Linked DNA regions of Homo sapiens: region 1 is linked to region 2. Evidence: chromatin contacts called from ENCODE Hi-C or POLR2A ChIA-PET data. All regions are on one chromosome and are shown on one strand. The core of a region is the stretch at or near the end of the contact, and the rest is flanking DNA. Distances in the headings are between cores, read along the strand shown.

Region 1 (6,603 bases), core at 1,562-4,061, 870 kb after region 2:
AGCCTGTCACCTGCTGGTGTTTACCTTTACATGGGGTCTCCACCAGACTCTGCAAACCCTCAATAGGCTTAGACCCCCCAGATACTTTCAGCTTTGGGTCAGAAACAGGAAAGGCTGAGGAGGCCCCAGATTACTGTAAGAACTGAGAGGGACGATCTGGCTTGAGATGAAGAACAGTGTTTGACTCAGCCAGCTATGGCCCCCAGTCCTGCCACTTACTACTTAGGTGACTTTGAGTGCGTGACGGATGTGGTAAGCTCCTGGAGAACCTCTCTGAGCTTCAGTTTGCTCATCTGTAAAATGGATAAAGACAGCTACCGGACAGGGATCTTTCCAGGGTTTAAAGAAGCGTGATGCATACAATGCAGGGCACGTTATCTAGCACACGACGGACGTCCTGTGAGTGCTGGTCCCGTTTCTGTCCAGTTTTCTTGAGAACTGAGTTGCCTAGCAGCCTTAGGAGGAACCCAAGAACTAGTCTTTCTTTTGAACAGTGTTAGAACTTGGGGGGCTGGCTTAGATTTAGAGAGAGGTTACATTTCGGCCTGGGCTGGAAGGGGGTTCTCAGGAAGGCCTGAGACGCAGATGGTCCGCCAGGGCATGCGGATTGAATGAGAAACTAGAAGAAGTGCTCATCTGGGGTCTCAGCTGTAGTCCAAGCTGCTTTCAACGCATTGAAAGAGCCCCCAGTCTACCCTTCTGAGCCTCACTTTCTTTTTCCATAAAAGGAAGAGGCTGGGCCACTTTCTGGAGAAAGCCATGCCAGACAGTGAGAAACATCTGAAGCCACAGGGCCGTGAGGCCTCCGTGGGGAGGTGCCTTTCTTGGCTCAGCGGTGACCACTGGAATGCAGCGACTGACCCTTTGCCCCTGGGTGACTTCTGAAGCCTCAAGAAGGTGAATGAGGGATTTTGACCCCGTTTCCTCCTAACTCAGTGCCATGTGCGCTGCTTTGCTTTTCTCTGCCTGGGAACCTTCCCCACTCTGTCTGTCAGGTCACATGCTCGTGCCGCAAGGCTCATGTGCCATGTCCTCTGAAGGACGGCATCTCTGACCCATTCTGCCTGACAGGCAGCTGACCATCTGTGCCCACACTGTACCTGGTACTTAGTCCTAAAATAGAATTTATGAAGTGGAATGGATTTGCTTCTATATCTGGTTCCCTTCTTTTGACTGCACACTCTAGGGAAAAATAAAAATCCTATCTTATTTTGACAAAGATGTATTGAGATATATTCTTGATGTATTTTCTCAAGAAAAAACCCCACAGATTAGATTGGATGGTAAAATGGTTTGAGAGAGGACTGAGGTTAGTGGTTGTCTCAGGGATGCGATCAGCGTGACCCTCTCTTTAATGCAAAGCCATGTGCTTCGCCACTCTATTTATTTCTATGGTAAAACAGGGTGGTCTTGTTACCTAGATCGATAGGCCTGGCTTCTTGGGCTCTTGGCAGATTTTCCCATTAAAGATTGCCTACAATGGGCAGCACAGGGAGAGTTTTAGTAGGCAGGGAAAGGGGTCTAGCAGGGCATGTGGATTCATCGGACCTGCCTCACAAGCAAGCTCCTAGATTTATTCTCAAGTGTTACCCTCACTAGCAAGCCTTTCCTAGCTCCTCTCCTCAAGCCACATAGCTCTTCTGTTCTGACAGTGTTCAGAGCTTAGATCTATTATGGCATATGCACTGCACTCTCTGTCTCCCCAGCTACACTGTGGAGGGCAGGACCTGAGTCTCATTTATCTCTGCACACCTAGAATTGGCAACATGATTGGCAAATACTAATCAACAAATGCTTGCTGAATGATGAGAAAAATAAACTTCCTACATTCCCATCTCTCTGTCTGGTTCTTACATGCTTCTGGCTAGCCCCTGGCCTTTTTGCTGAGTCTTGGAGAATTTCAAAATAGTTCAACTGCCTGCCTCCAGCCACTCCAGGTTGTGCCCACAGCTCCACCGCTGTGGCTGCGTACCCTGATTCATCGCTGTGCCTACAGTGCAGAAGGACTCCTTTATTCCAACTAACATGGCTGCCCTGCGTAAAGTTAGACCAGAAGCATGGCACAGAGCCAGGAGCTGATGGACATTTTGAGATAGGGAGGGAGGAGAGAGAGATCCATGGCTGGTATCTTTGCAAATCCATGGGAAAAAGGAAAGTGTGAAAGTCTCCTCCTGACTCACGGCCCTGAGTTTTCTGGGAAAGGATTCCTGCTTCCTGAAGACCTTACCTGGTGCAATGAGGGGGTGGGCAGCCACAGCAGGAACCGTCCGGCTGAGCCCAGCCCGGCCTTCCATGCTCCCTGGCACACTGCTGTTGCCATCTCCTTTCTTGTGTGGCTCCATCACACTGTCAGCTATGCCAGGCTTGGCACCTGCAGGGGAAGCCTGAGCAGTATTTCTGCTCTGTGCTGGGGTAGGCAGAGGCTGGCTACCGCCCGGCGTGGGTTTCAGGGCCAAGCTGGGCAGGACAGGCTGAGTGGGGGTGGGGCCCGAGGCTGCTGCCGCTGGTGTCTGCTGTGTTCGGAGGGTCAAGTTCTGTACCTGGAAAAGAGGGGTCTGTGGGAGTCCAGAGAATGTGGCAGGAGCAATGCCAGTATACAACTAAGAGGGAGAGAGGGATGGATCCAGGAATGGCTGAATAGAACAGGAGGTTGTCAAATCAGAGAGAGAGAATGTGTTAGGGGCTAGAAGAGGAACCAGAAGCACGTGGAGTTGCTAAAGAGGGCCAGAGGGTTCGCTGTGACTGCATCCAGCAGCAGAAGAGGCTGAGTTCTGAGAAGGACCTGCTGCCCAGCTGGGCGGGCAGGGGTGGGGAGGCCAGGCTCTGTCCCTTCTGTTGCCCTCCCTCCTCCCCAACACTTTCAGGATTGGATGCACACCACCCAGAAATAATTCCCAGTGAGGGGGAGCATGGGGCTTCCCACACTGGAAAAGGCCAGGGCAAAAGTGGAAGTTAACTGACCAGGAAGGCCACCGGGCAAATATCTTGTCTCAGAATAAGGTTGCCACCGGCTCTTCCAAGACGGCCGGCATGCTTACTCAGCCCGGTCCCTGGCGCCCTCTGCTGGACACAGGGAGGCTGTGCCAGACTCTGAAAATCCGGCTACCAGCCCTGTCCCATCACCCTCCCCATTCCGTAGATGAGGATGGGGAGATGCGAGTGCTAGGGGTTCCTTCCCCGGCTGCCCACAGAATCTTCCCAGCCACGGTAGTATCTGTGCGCTCCTAGCAGAGCAGGACACGTCTCTGCTCCCTCTTACATGTCATTTTTCTCGAGTCCTAGCAGCACTACCGTGTGTAACCGGAGCGGGACTTTCCACTTATGAAGCAGCAGCAGCCAGACCAGCTATGCTGGGGCAGGTGTAAAGTATGGAGGGTAGCACAGCCCACCCCTCCCTGGCAAATCATGCTGGCCTCAGCAGGCTGCCCTCTGGCTCCTGACCTGTGTTTGAGGGAACGAAACAGAGCCAGGAGGGACTGAGGCCTTCTGGAACAGGGTAGACGCGCAGGCCTGGGGGCATTGGGGTGTCCTGTCTCCCGCCTGCTTTCCTAGCTGATCCCGGCCTCTCCTTGTGCCCCTCCCCAGTATCAGTGCCCCTCTACAGGGGTGCCCACCCCCCTGCCCTCCCACAAGCATGGAGTCCTCACCTGGGCGGGGGTGGGGGGCCGGGCGGGGGAGCCAGTGCCGAGCTCAGGCTGCACAGTAGCGACGGTGGCCGTGGGCGTGAAGATGAGCTGAGGGGACAAAGGAACAGTGCCGCCTAGGCTCCTAGCTACCTGCACCAGGTTACCTGGCTGGGCCTGGAATCACAGGAAACGAGGCGCCTTTTACCTGCTCGATGTGGACTCAGCCACAGGACACAACTGTTTAGCCCAGGAGCGGCTATGAGGAAGGGCAGGACAGTAGAAGCAGAAAGGAAGGGGGAGTCCAAGGGGAGCGCCTGCCTTTCTCTAGAGGCTCGTTGCATCCTGACCCAGGCTGGGTGCAGGGGTGGGTGGGGAGAGCCGCTCTGGGGCTACACCAAAGCCGAGTTCCCTTCAGAACCCTCTGTGAGGGGCTCATCCTAGAGGAGACCGATATCCCCAGGATACGCTGAAGCCACCACCTCCTTAGCGTCCTGGGAAGCGAGATGGATGCCCTAGGACCACCTTCCAGGTCTAACCCACTGCTGAACCCAGGGCTGAGCCAAGATGAGACTGCCCTCCAGGGGATCAAGTTCGATGTATCCTTTTGGTCATTTTCTAGTCAAAGTTAGATTCAGAGGGGCCTAGAGACAACAACAGCAGAGGAAGCGGACCGCCTGGAGCCGTCCTCATGTCTGAATCCCATCCTGCAGGGTGCAGGATCCATGGTGTTCTCTGCATGACACCTCGACCTCCGTGGGAGTCTAGCTCTGCATCAGTGTGGATGTGCTGGTGCCTTGACAGGGTGCTTTCCCTAGAACTCTGCGATAGCGCAGCTGTGCTTTTTCCTCTGTGGGTGTATGCCCTGCTCTGGGGAGGGAGGCAGACAGGCAGGCATCACGACCCCAGTGGAGTAGGACATAGGGACAAGCAACCTGCAGACACAGTCAGCTTTGGGCAGCAGCATCACAGTGTGGCTGTCCAGTTCCCGAGGAGATGGAAGTCTATTTCATGCCTTGTGTCTAAGAGGCTGTTCCCTGGGGATAGAGATGCGCCTCAAATGATGAACTCAGAGCCAAGAACAAATGTGCGGGAGCAAGACCAGACAAGCTCCGAGGGTCACGTCCTGGCCATAAGAGCAAAGGGAGGGGTGGGACTGTGTTACTTTCGGGATAGTGTGTCAAGAGCCCGAAGGAGCAGACTTCAGAATGGGAGGTATGAGACACGACCCACAGTGACTGAGCCCTAGCTGGGGCTGCATGCTACTGCCACCCAGGGAGTATGCTGCCATTTTCCCAGGGCATTCTCCTAAATCTTAGGGACCTGGTAGGCTCCTAAGGACCTTTGCACCCCTCAGGGATAGGTGCAAAGGAAAGAGTTGGTGCTATCCTGAGTATATCCTGCCCAAACAAGCTCACCTGACCCTGATTAGAATGGGGGCCGCTGGGAGGGCAATGGAGGCACGCTGAAGCTGGAAAGCATCTTTGGCCCTTGAGTTAGAGGTGGCCAGTCCTTGTAAGGATGGTGGGAAGGGGAAGACTCCATTTCTGTCAAGTATATGGATGTCTGGGTGTCCAGGACCACCTGGGCATGAACCACTCTGCCCATCCTGATTAATTTTGAGGAGTTTCTGATAAGGGGACACTTCTGTTTCACTCTAGGAGGAGAAGGAAAGGTGGCATCGCAGGAACTTTCTCTGTTTCAGTCTGGAGCCCCACCCTTCATGACTCTTCGAGGCTGTACCAAAGCTCCCACTCAGCCTTCCAGGCCCCCTTCTTTATCCCACCCCTTATCTCCTGCCCCTGCCCCTAGTGCTTCCTCCCCACCCTTCTCCAGCTCCCAGCTCCCAGCTTCTCTGCCTCTGTCCTCCTGGTGCCTCTGAGCCATGGCCCTGGCCATGGGTACTCACCATCTGTGCCCTCAGATACATCTGTGCTTGGCTTGCAGTCAGGGCTGGGGAAGACGTGTTGCCCAAGAGCACAGCCTGCTGAGCGATGCCTGAGGCTGCTGCAGAGTTCACACTCTGGGCCCGGTTGAGGAGCTGGGCTGCTGCTGGGGAGGCTGCCAGGTTGATCTAATGAGAGAGACATGTGCGGTAGGAGATAGGAGGTTCTGTTGGTGAGCTGTGTCCCCCTCATCCATTTCTTTCTCCCCCCTCTTTTGCTCCTTGGTTTATTCAGCCTCCTTCAGGAACGTCTGTGGTCCTTGGCTTTGGAGCAATCCCCCAGCCCTGTCCCATCTCTGACCTTGGTGCAGAGCTGCAGGGGGATCCCATGTTGAGAGAACTGAGCTATCCACAGAGAGCCCTGACACTGGGAGGATGACAGGGAGTTACTAACCTAAAGGTCAGTAAGAGACATGCCCTTTTCTTTTTCTTCCCGGTAAGGGCAATAGATTCCAGCCATGATGCTACATGGCCACGGATTCACCACAACTGGGTCTGGGAACTTGGGCATTTTGGTCCTGGGGCTGTGGACTCTGCTGCTGCTCCCCCATTCTACTCACCGAAGATGACTGGGCCGGGGCCTGCGCAGACACATTGCTGCCTGAAGTGCTTCCTTGTCTATTGGATACCAGGCTTGCCTAGGAAAGAACAAACTCCTCTTGCTAGAGTCCCAGACCTCCCCCAGTCACTCCTGGGCTCTCATCATCCACAGGAGGTGCTGCAGGCTGGTGTTAAGGACAACAGCCTCTGGAGGTCAGCCCCCAACCTGCCTCTATGTGGCCCACAGCAAGTATCCCGCCTCCTCTGTGAATAGGTGAGGATGCTAACAGTACCTGCCTGATAGGATTGCTGAGAGGACTGAATAAGGCAAGGCATTGCCACTGAGCACTCCAACTATTAGGCCACCGCCTTCGGTGTGTGGAGCCCTCCACTCCACCACTATCACACCCGGCCACCACCATCACACCCAGCCACCACCATCACACCTGGCCACCACCATCACACCCAGCCACCACCATCACACCTGGCCACCGC
Region 2 (7,386 bases), core at 4,287-6,786:
GGGCCATCAAAAATGCAAATTATCTTTAATTTGGTTAAATCAACCTGGGAGTAAATGGAAATAATCTCAAGCTAAATTTTTGTTTTGATTTATATACAGTCAGATTGAAACACCCTAGTTACAAGTTTAGAATAGGAGTGGCCTCAACAAAGGAAAAAGTCCTTTGTTCCTCTGTTGCTCATTTTGTCCTCGGAAACAAATACAATTTAACTATTTTCTGTACCGTCCCAAATTTGAAGCTGACCTGAATTTGGTACCTATAAATTTAAAATGGCTAAGGTTAAAATAGTTAAAACAGTTTCTTTAGAATGAGTTGTTAGCTGGGTGTGGTAGTGTACACCTGTAGTCCCAGCTACTCCAAAGGCTGAGGCAGGAGGATTGCTTGAGCCCAGAAGTTCAAAGCTGCAGTGAACTAGGATCATGTCACCACACTCCAGCGTGGGCAACAGAATGAGACCCTGTCTCAAAAAAAAAGGTTTTTTTTTAATTGAATGAATGCAATAAGGAATTGAGGATCGTCTCACATTAATGAGTGAATAACCCTTCATAATTTTAGTTACTGTTTTTCTCAGGGCAATTATTTTATATAAAATTCTAATGGAGAATTTTATGGACAAGATTTTAGTTAAGGAAAAAAATAACCCCACAAAATAAAGAGAACTATTAGAGCTCTAAACAGAAGAAGCTTCCATCAAACCGTTTTTCCCACTTTTTTGTCCCACGGTCTTAGGACCAACAATTTAGTAATACGAGACAATTTCTGGCAGACTATCCCAAGCTGGGACATTTTAGATTCTGTGAAAGAAGACTGACTACTGTCTGATGAATGGGTAATTGATGATGCAATGTATGAAAAAAGTAAGGCAGACAACTCAAAAATCACAGGAAGTGCAGCCATTCTACGTGCCGAGCTCTACAGTTACACACTGTCCAACAGCTCTCGGAAGAAAAACAGAAACTGACTTTATCTTTGCCTGCCAAGTTTGCAAATGGATTAGTTCATTACAAAGGCACTTGTCAAAACATATTTATTAAAAAGAGGAGCCAGAGTTGGAAATCATCTTGACCATTAAAAAAATAGCAACTGATACCTTGTTTAACAAGTAAGACAGTTTCTGCTTTTTGGAATTGAATTGGTTTTTAAGTGGTAATGTACCAGGTCTGTTTATATAGGTCAGTGTTGCCCAGGTTGTATTGTTTTGCTGTTTTTACTTTTTTATATATAAAGAACTAAAATTACGAGAGAATAAATTCGTGGATATAATCTAAATCTGATTTCTCCTTTCAGTTGTTTGGCATTCCATTTTTTATATAAATCTTTAAGACATATGTGCATATTTTTATTTTAAAAATTATTTCTGCTTAAACAACAGTTTCAAATATTTCTCTTTTGAAGACAAAATTGGTTTAGTTTCAGCAATGTATTGATATAATTTTACATTTTTTTAAATGTTGAGGCTGGGTTTATTTAAGATTAGCTGGGCTCGCTGCCTGCTCTTAAGAAAAACATGTATAGCCTATAAATTTTTAAAGGATTCCCATAATAATATAGAACTGCTAACACTAAATATGTTTCCATCTGTTTAAAGACTCATTAACTTCATTTAGTAATAGGAAAAAAAGCTACTAGGTAGAACAGGGGTTAGGCTAAATCCTGCTTGCTGCCTGTTTTTTTGGTAAATAAAGTTATATTGGAAGACAGGCACATCCATTCCTTTTTGTCATTGTTTATGCCATCAATGACAAAGGTGAGTGGTTGCTACAGACACCTTTATCCACAAAGCCTAACATATTTACTATCTGGCCCTTCACAGAGAATTGCCTACCTATGATGTTGGGTGGGACAGGAGATCTTTTATTCCTTATGTAGGGATGATGGAGGTAGAATAAGTCCCTACTTTGGACCAATCTGTGAGCATCACTAGGATTTAAACATGTCTGGTATGTATGAAGGTCAGTGGAGCGGGCACCGCTGATCTGTATGAAGTTTTTTTAGAGAAGTCACTAGAAGGATCTGGCCAGGAGAAAGATGGTCACTTGGCTCAGCTCCAAGGAAGTATGCCTAAGCCTTCCGTTTGAGAGCTACATGCAGAAACTGAGCATGATCTATAATCTTGGTGAGATGCTAGGAGTTCAAACTGTACTGCTTTTTTTTTTTTTATTTAAATACTGCTGCAATGCTTTAAACACCTGATGCCAGGTAGGAGGGCAGGGGCATTGCCCTGCACTTCCGCAATACTGCATGTCCTCAGGGTGTTCTCAGTACAGGTGTGGCCCAGGCAGGAGCAAGAGAGGTTGAGTCCCTGCTGGATGGGCTCTAAGGGTTAACACTAGAGGCAGCTGGGATTTCAGTTTTCCTGACACCTACAATTCAGCACCAAACCTCACAGAGGGAATCCAGATAACCTGTCTTGGTTAGGGCACATTTGGCTTCAAAGAACAGACACTCAAACAAGCTTAAAGCAATGATTCGTAAAGTGTGGTCTCGGAACCAGCAGGATCGGCATCATCTAGGGAGATTCTGATGCAAACTAAAGTTTGAGAATAGGCTGGACACAGTGGCTCACGCCTGAATCCCAGCACTTTGGGAAGGCCGAGGCAGGCTGATCACATGAGCTCACCAGTTCAAGACCAGCCTGGACAACATGGTGAAACCCAGCCTCTACAAAAAATACAAAAATTAGCTGGGTGTGGTGGCATGTGCCTGTAGTCACAGCTACTCTGGAGGCTGAGGTGGGAGGCTCACTTGAGCCCAAGAAATCGAGGCTGCAGTGAGCCATGATTGCACCACCACACTCTAGCCTGGACAACAAAGTGAGACCCTGTCTCAAAAACTAAAAACAAGGCCGGGCATGGTGGCTCACGCCTGTAATCCCAGCACTTTGGGAGGCCGAGGCAGGTGGATCACCTGAGATCAGGAGTTCCAGACCAGCCTGGCTAACCTGGTGAAACCTCGTCTCTATTAAAAATACAAAAAAATTAGCTGAGCGTGGTGGCGGGAGCCTGTAATCCCAGGTACTTGGGAGGCTGAGGCAGGAGAATCACTTGAACCCAGGAGGCAGAGGTTGCAGTGAGCCGGGATTGTGCCATTGTACTCCAGCCTGGACAACAGAGCGAGACTCAGTCTCACAAAAAAGAAATAAAAATAAAAAAGTTTTGAGAATAGTTTTTATTTTTTATTTTATTTTTTTGAGACAGGATCTCGCTCTGTCACCCAGGCTGGAGTGCAGTGGCATGATCTTGGCTCACTGCAACCTCTGCCTCCTGGGTTCAAGTGATTCTCCTGCCTCAGCCTCCTGCATAGCTGGGATTACAGGCGCCTGCCACCATGCCCGGCTGATTTTTGTATTTTTAGTAGAGACAGGGTTTTGCCAAGTTGGCCAGGATGGTTTCGAACTCCTGGCCGCAAGCGATCCACCTGCTTTGGCCATACAAACTGCTGGGATTACAGGCATAAGCCACCACGCCCGACCGAGAATAGTTTTAAGAGGATTTGTTTCTAATTAAAGTGAGTGACTTTACGATCATTCTGGGAGAGGAAATCAGCAGATCACCTGGAATTGGAAAGCAGGGCTGAGGCTGCTCCTGGTCAGTCATGTGCCTTGCCCATGTTTCCTGTACACTTCTCTTTGTGCCTGTGTGGGGTCCCCGGCTACTCTCAGAAGACCACCTTTCTCCTGCCCATTCCTCAGCTCAAAAGTGCTGCCCAGCCCTGACCTAACCACTGTCCTGTCCTTCAGTCCAAATCTTCCAAAGGAAAACACCTCAGTTTCTGCCCAGCAAAAGATCGGTTCCCTCAGATCACATGGCACCCCTTGGGTCAGGAAGCATGAGGCTCTGACTAAGGATGAGTGGTGGTCATGGGGACAGGTCCCCTGAGAAGGGGCCCTGGAGAGGGGCAGGAAAGTTGACCTACATGTCTCCTAAATAAATAAAATCATGGCTGGCAGGAAATTTGAGAGGAATGCACATGATATACTTCCAGGAGCTCCCAGAATTAATGGGGGAAAAAACTGCAGGTGGCTGTAGAGTTTTCCATTAGAAGGAGAGTAAAGTGTATTTAGTTATTTGAAAACAGGTGTTCAAACTGAAACTTGTACACAAAGGTTCATAGCAGCTCTGTTCACAATAGCCTAAAGGTGGAAATACCCAAATGTTCATCAACTAATGAACAAAAATGTCACACACACACATGCGCGCACACACACAGGTGGAATATTATTCATCCATTAAAAGGAAGTTCTGATGCCTGCTACAACATGGAGGAACCTTTGAAACATTGCTTCAGGTGAGAGAAGCCAGTCACAAAGGACCACATATTGTTTGATTCCATTTATACGAAATATCCTGGCCGGGCGCGGTGGCTCACGCCTGTAATCCCAACACTTTGGGAGGCCGAAGCGGGCGGATCACAAGGTCAGGAGTTCGAGACCAGCCTGGACAGCAATAGTGAAACCCCATCTCTACTAAAAATACAAAAAATTAGCCGGGCCTGGTGGCAGGCGCCTGTAATCCCAGCTACTCGGGAGGCTGAGGCAGGAGAATGGCGTGAACCCGGGAGGCGGAGCTTGCAGTGAGCCGAGATTGCGCCATTGCACTCCAACCTGGGCAACAGAGAGAGACTCCGTCAAAAAAAAAAAAAAAAAAAAAAAAGGAAGGAAGGAACGGAAGGGAGGAAGGGAGAGAAAAAGATCCTGAATAGGCAAATCCGTGGAGACAAAAAGTCCAGTGGCGGTTGGTGGAGGCTGAGGGAAGGAGGGAATGGGGAATGACTTGAGTGCTCATGGTGCCGGTGCCTTTGGGGCGATGAGAAAGTTTTGGAACTAGATAGTACTGATGGTTGCACGCCATGAATATCTTTAATGTCCCTAAGTTGCATTTTTAAATGATATTGTTATGTATTTTACAATTTTAAAATAATCTAATTATTGTTCTTGGGACGCCCGTAGGTCCCCTTGGCAGGAGGGGTGGAGGGGGAATGATTGCCGCTGCGCGCAGCGCGGGCAGAGGGCGAGAGGGCGAGAGGGCGGGAGGGCGTCGGGGCTGCCCCGGACCTGCAACCAGCCTGGTAGCGGGCGGCGGCGGCGGCGGCGTTGGGATGCGGGCCACGGGCGTGCGGCCCTCAGCCGTCTCCCGGCCGAGAGCGAGGCCGGAGGCGCCAAGCCGAGCGGGCGCCATTTGCAGCCTGGGGCGCAGCAGCTGCAGCGCTGTCTCCGAGGGGTTGGGAACGGCCAAGGAGGAGGCGCGGGCGGCGGCGGTGGGCGTTGGCGGGCACCGGCTCCCGGCCGTCCCTCCCCGCGCCCGGCCGGCCGGCCTCTCCTGCGCGCCCGGAAGGGGCTGCGGAACAATGGCCGCGCCGCTGTCGCCGCCCGGCCCGGCCCGGGGAAAGCCGGGAAGGCGCGCGGAGCCTCCTGGCGGCGGCGGCGGCGGCGGCGGGAAGGCGGCGGGGACGGCGTCGGGCGTGTCTGGAGCCGTCCGGCGCGGCGGACTCCGGGGAGGCTTGGTCTGCGCCGCGCAGAGACAGCAGCCGCCGGGGGCGGGGCGCGAGCCAGCGAATTTGCAGAACTTCCCTCAATTGGGCTTTGTCTGTCTCATCTCGACTGGATTCAGGTTCTTTATCCTAGACAGGACTGTCACAGAAGGGCTGCTGCGGTCTTCTCAACGCAGCACGTCTAGTGGCACACAATTTCAGCTTGTCAATTTGTCTCATCACTGATGATGCTCACTTTTATCTTTAAGATGCTGTCTGTAGGCTTCTCCGCTGTAAGGTCACACTCACTTGGCAGTTATAATAACAGTATTTTGTAGGGTGGTACTTTGAATTTTCATGAATCACCATTTCTCATCAAACCTTTTAAACCTTATTTTTATTTTTGGGACAAAGTCTCGCTCTGGCACCTAGGCTGGAGTGTAGTGGTGCGATCACCGTTCACTGCAGCCTCAACCTCCCGGATTCAACCAGTCCTCCCACTTCTGTCCCCCGAGTAGCTGGGACTACAGGCGTGTGCCGCCGGCTTTGGCCTCCCAAAGGGCTGGGATTACTGGTGTGAGCCACCGTACCCGGCCCATTTATTTTTTTTTTCATACATATGGACACATGGTTTCCTTTTTTTTTTTCTTTTTTAGCTGATGGGGAGTTCTACTATATTGCCCAGGCTGGTCTCGAAGTCCTGGGCTGCTGCCTTAGCCTCTGGCATAACTTGGCATTGTAGGCGCACCACTGGGCCTGGCTGTTAGGTTATAATCTGTTGCTGTCATTTATTTTATTTTATTTTTATTTTTTGAGATGGAGTCTCACTCTGTTGCCCAGGCTGGAGTGCAGTGGCACGATCTCAGCTCACTCCAACCTCCACCTCCTGGGTTCAAGGGGTTCTCCTGCCTCAGCCTCCTGAGTAGCTGGGGTTACAGACGTGCGTCACCATGCCCAGCTAATTTTTGTATTTCTAATAGAGACGGAGTTTCACCATGTTGGCCAGGCTTGTCTCGAACTCCCGACCTCAGGTTATCCATCCTCCTTGGCCTCTCAAAGTGCTGGAATTACAGGTGTGAGCCGCGGCGCCCGGCCGCTGTCATTTATTTTAATGTTCAAATTGTCCCAGGTTTGGCCAGTGAAAGCCTGTTCAAGCCAGCTTGTGTGTTCATTTGGCATGTCCCTATTGTTCTTTGAATACTTCCTTCCTTCCGGCACAAGATGTTCCAGGCTCATCTTGTACTTTCTCCCTGCCCCAGCCCTGGAATCAGATACTTCTCCAGGGACTCCTGGTTCTGTTTACTGGAGAGCAGTTATTTACAAACCAAGATCCAGATACTGGGTGTTTTCATTGTGTTTGAAGTGGTGCTGCTTTCAGGCCTTCACACTGGACATTTTCTGAGAGAGAGTGAAACTCCAATTCCAATCCAACACCATAGAATTCACTCTTCTTTTCTTCCTCTCCATGATGTTTGGTCTATTCTACTGTGAAGGTGAACACTACCACATTTATTCTTTCAAAAACAGTTTATTCCCATCCTTACAGTAAAATATTTCAGTAAAATTGAAACAAAAAGGAATAAAAATCAACCATAATCTCAGTATAAAAATAACATTTTGGGGCCGGGTGCGGTGGCTCACACCTGTAATCCCAGCACTTTGGGAGGCCGAGGCGCACGGATCACGAAGTCAGGAGATCGAGACCATCCTGGCTAACACAGTGAAACCCCATCTCTACTAAAAACACAAAAAATTAGCCAGGCGTCGTGGCAGGCGCCTGTAGTCCCAGCTACTCAGGAGGCTGAGGCAGGAGAATGGCGTGAACCTGGGAGGCGGAGGTTGCAGTGAGCTGAGATCACGCCACTGCACTCCAGCCTGGGCGACAGAGTGAGACTCCATCTCTATAAATAAATAAA

The links. Hi-C counts contacts between places; a loop is a spot of excess contacts on that map. ChIA-PET counts read pairs that join two places held with the same protein, here RNA polymerase II (POLR2A).
Region 1: POLR2A ChIA-PET joins it to region 2 with 13 read pairs in WTC11. The contact joins two enhancer-like sites. A Hi-C loop is called at or near these places in 1 of 168 maps with a recorded cell type or tissue (breast epithelium). POLR2A ChIA-PET finds 5 or more read pairs at or near these places in 3 of 52 experiments (BJ, K562 and WTC11).

Annotation. Positions count from the first base shown.
Region 1 is chr1:33,364,889-33,371,491 of GRCh38, forward strand. PHC2 (polyhomeotic homolog 2) reads right to left here. Exons shown (of 15, transcript NM_001385109.1): 4 at 6,129-6,206; 5 at 5,533-5,697; 6 at 3,648-3,734; 7 at 2,228-2,540. Among named protein-coding and RNA genes, the nearest start is that of PHC2-AS1, 18 kb to the left of the region's middle. RefSeq lists enhancers at 1-458, 1,847-2,750. Within about 2 kb of position 2,812, at least 11 of the 41 ENCODE cell types and tissues checked have a DNase peak (open chromatin) inside an H3K27ac peak, as active enhancers do.
Region 2 is chr1:32,495,417-32,502,802 of GRCh38, forward strand. ZBTB8B (zinc finger and BTB domain containing 8B) reads left to right here. Exons shown (of 4, transcript NM_001145720.2): 4 at 1-1,270. Among named protein-coding and RNA genes, the nearest start is that of ZBTB8B, 34 kb to the left of the region's middle. RefSeq lists silencers at 5,000-5,129, 5,220-5,489. Within about 2 kb of position 5,537, at least 27 of the 41 ENCODE cell types and tissues checked have a DNase peak (open chromatin) inside an H3K27ac peak, as active enhancers do.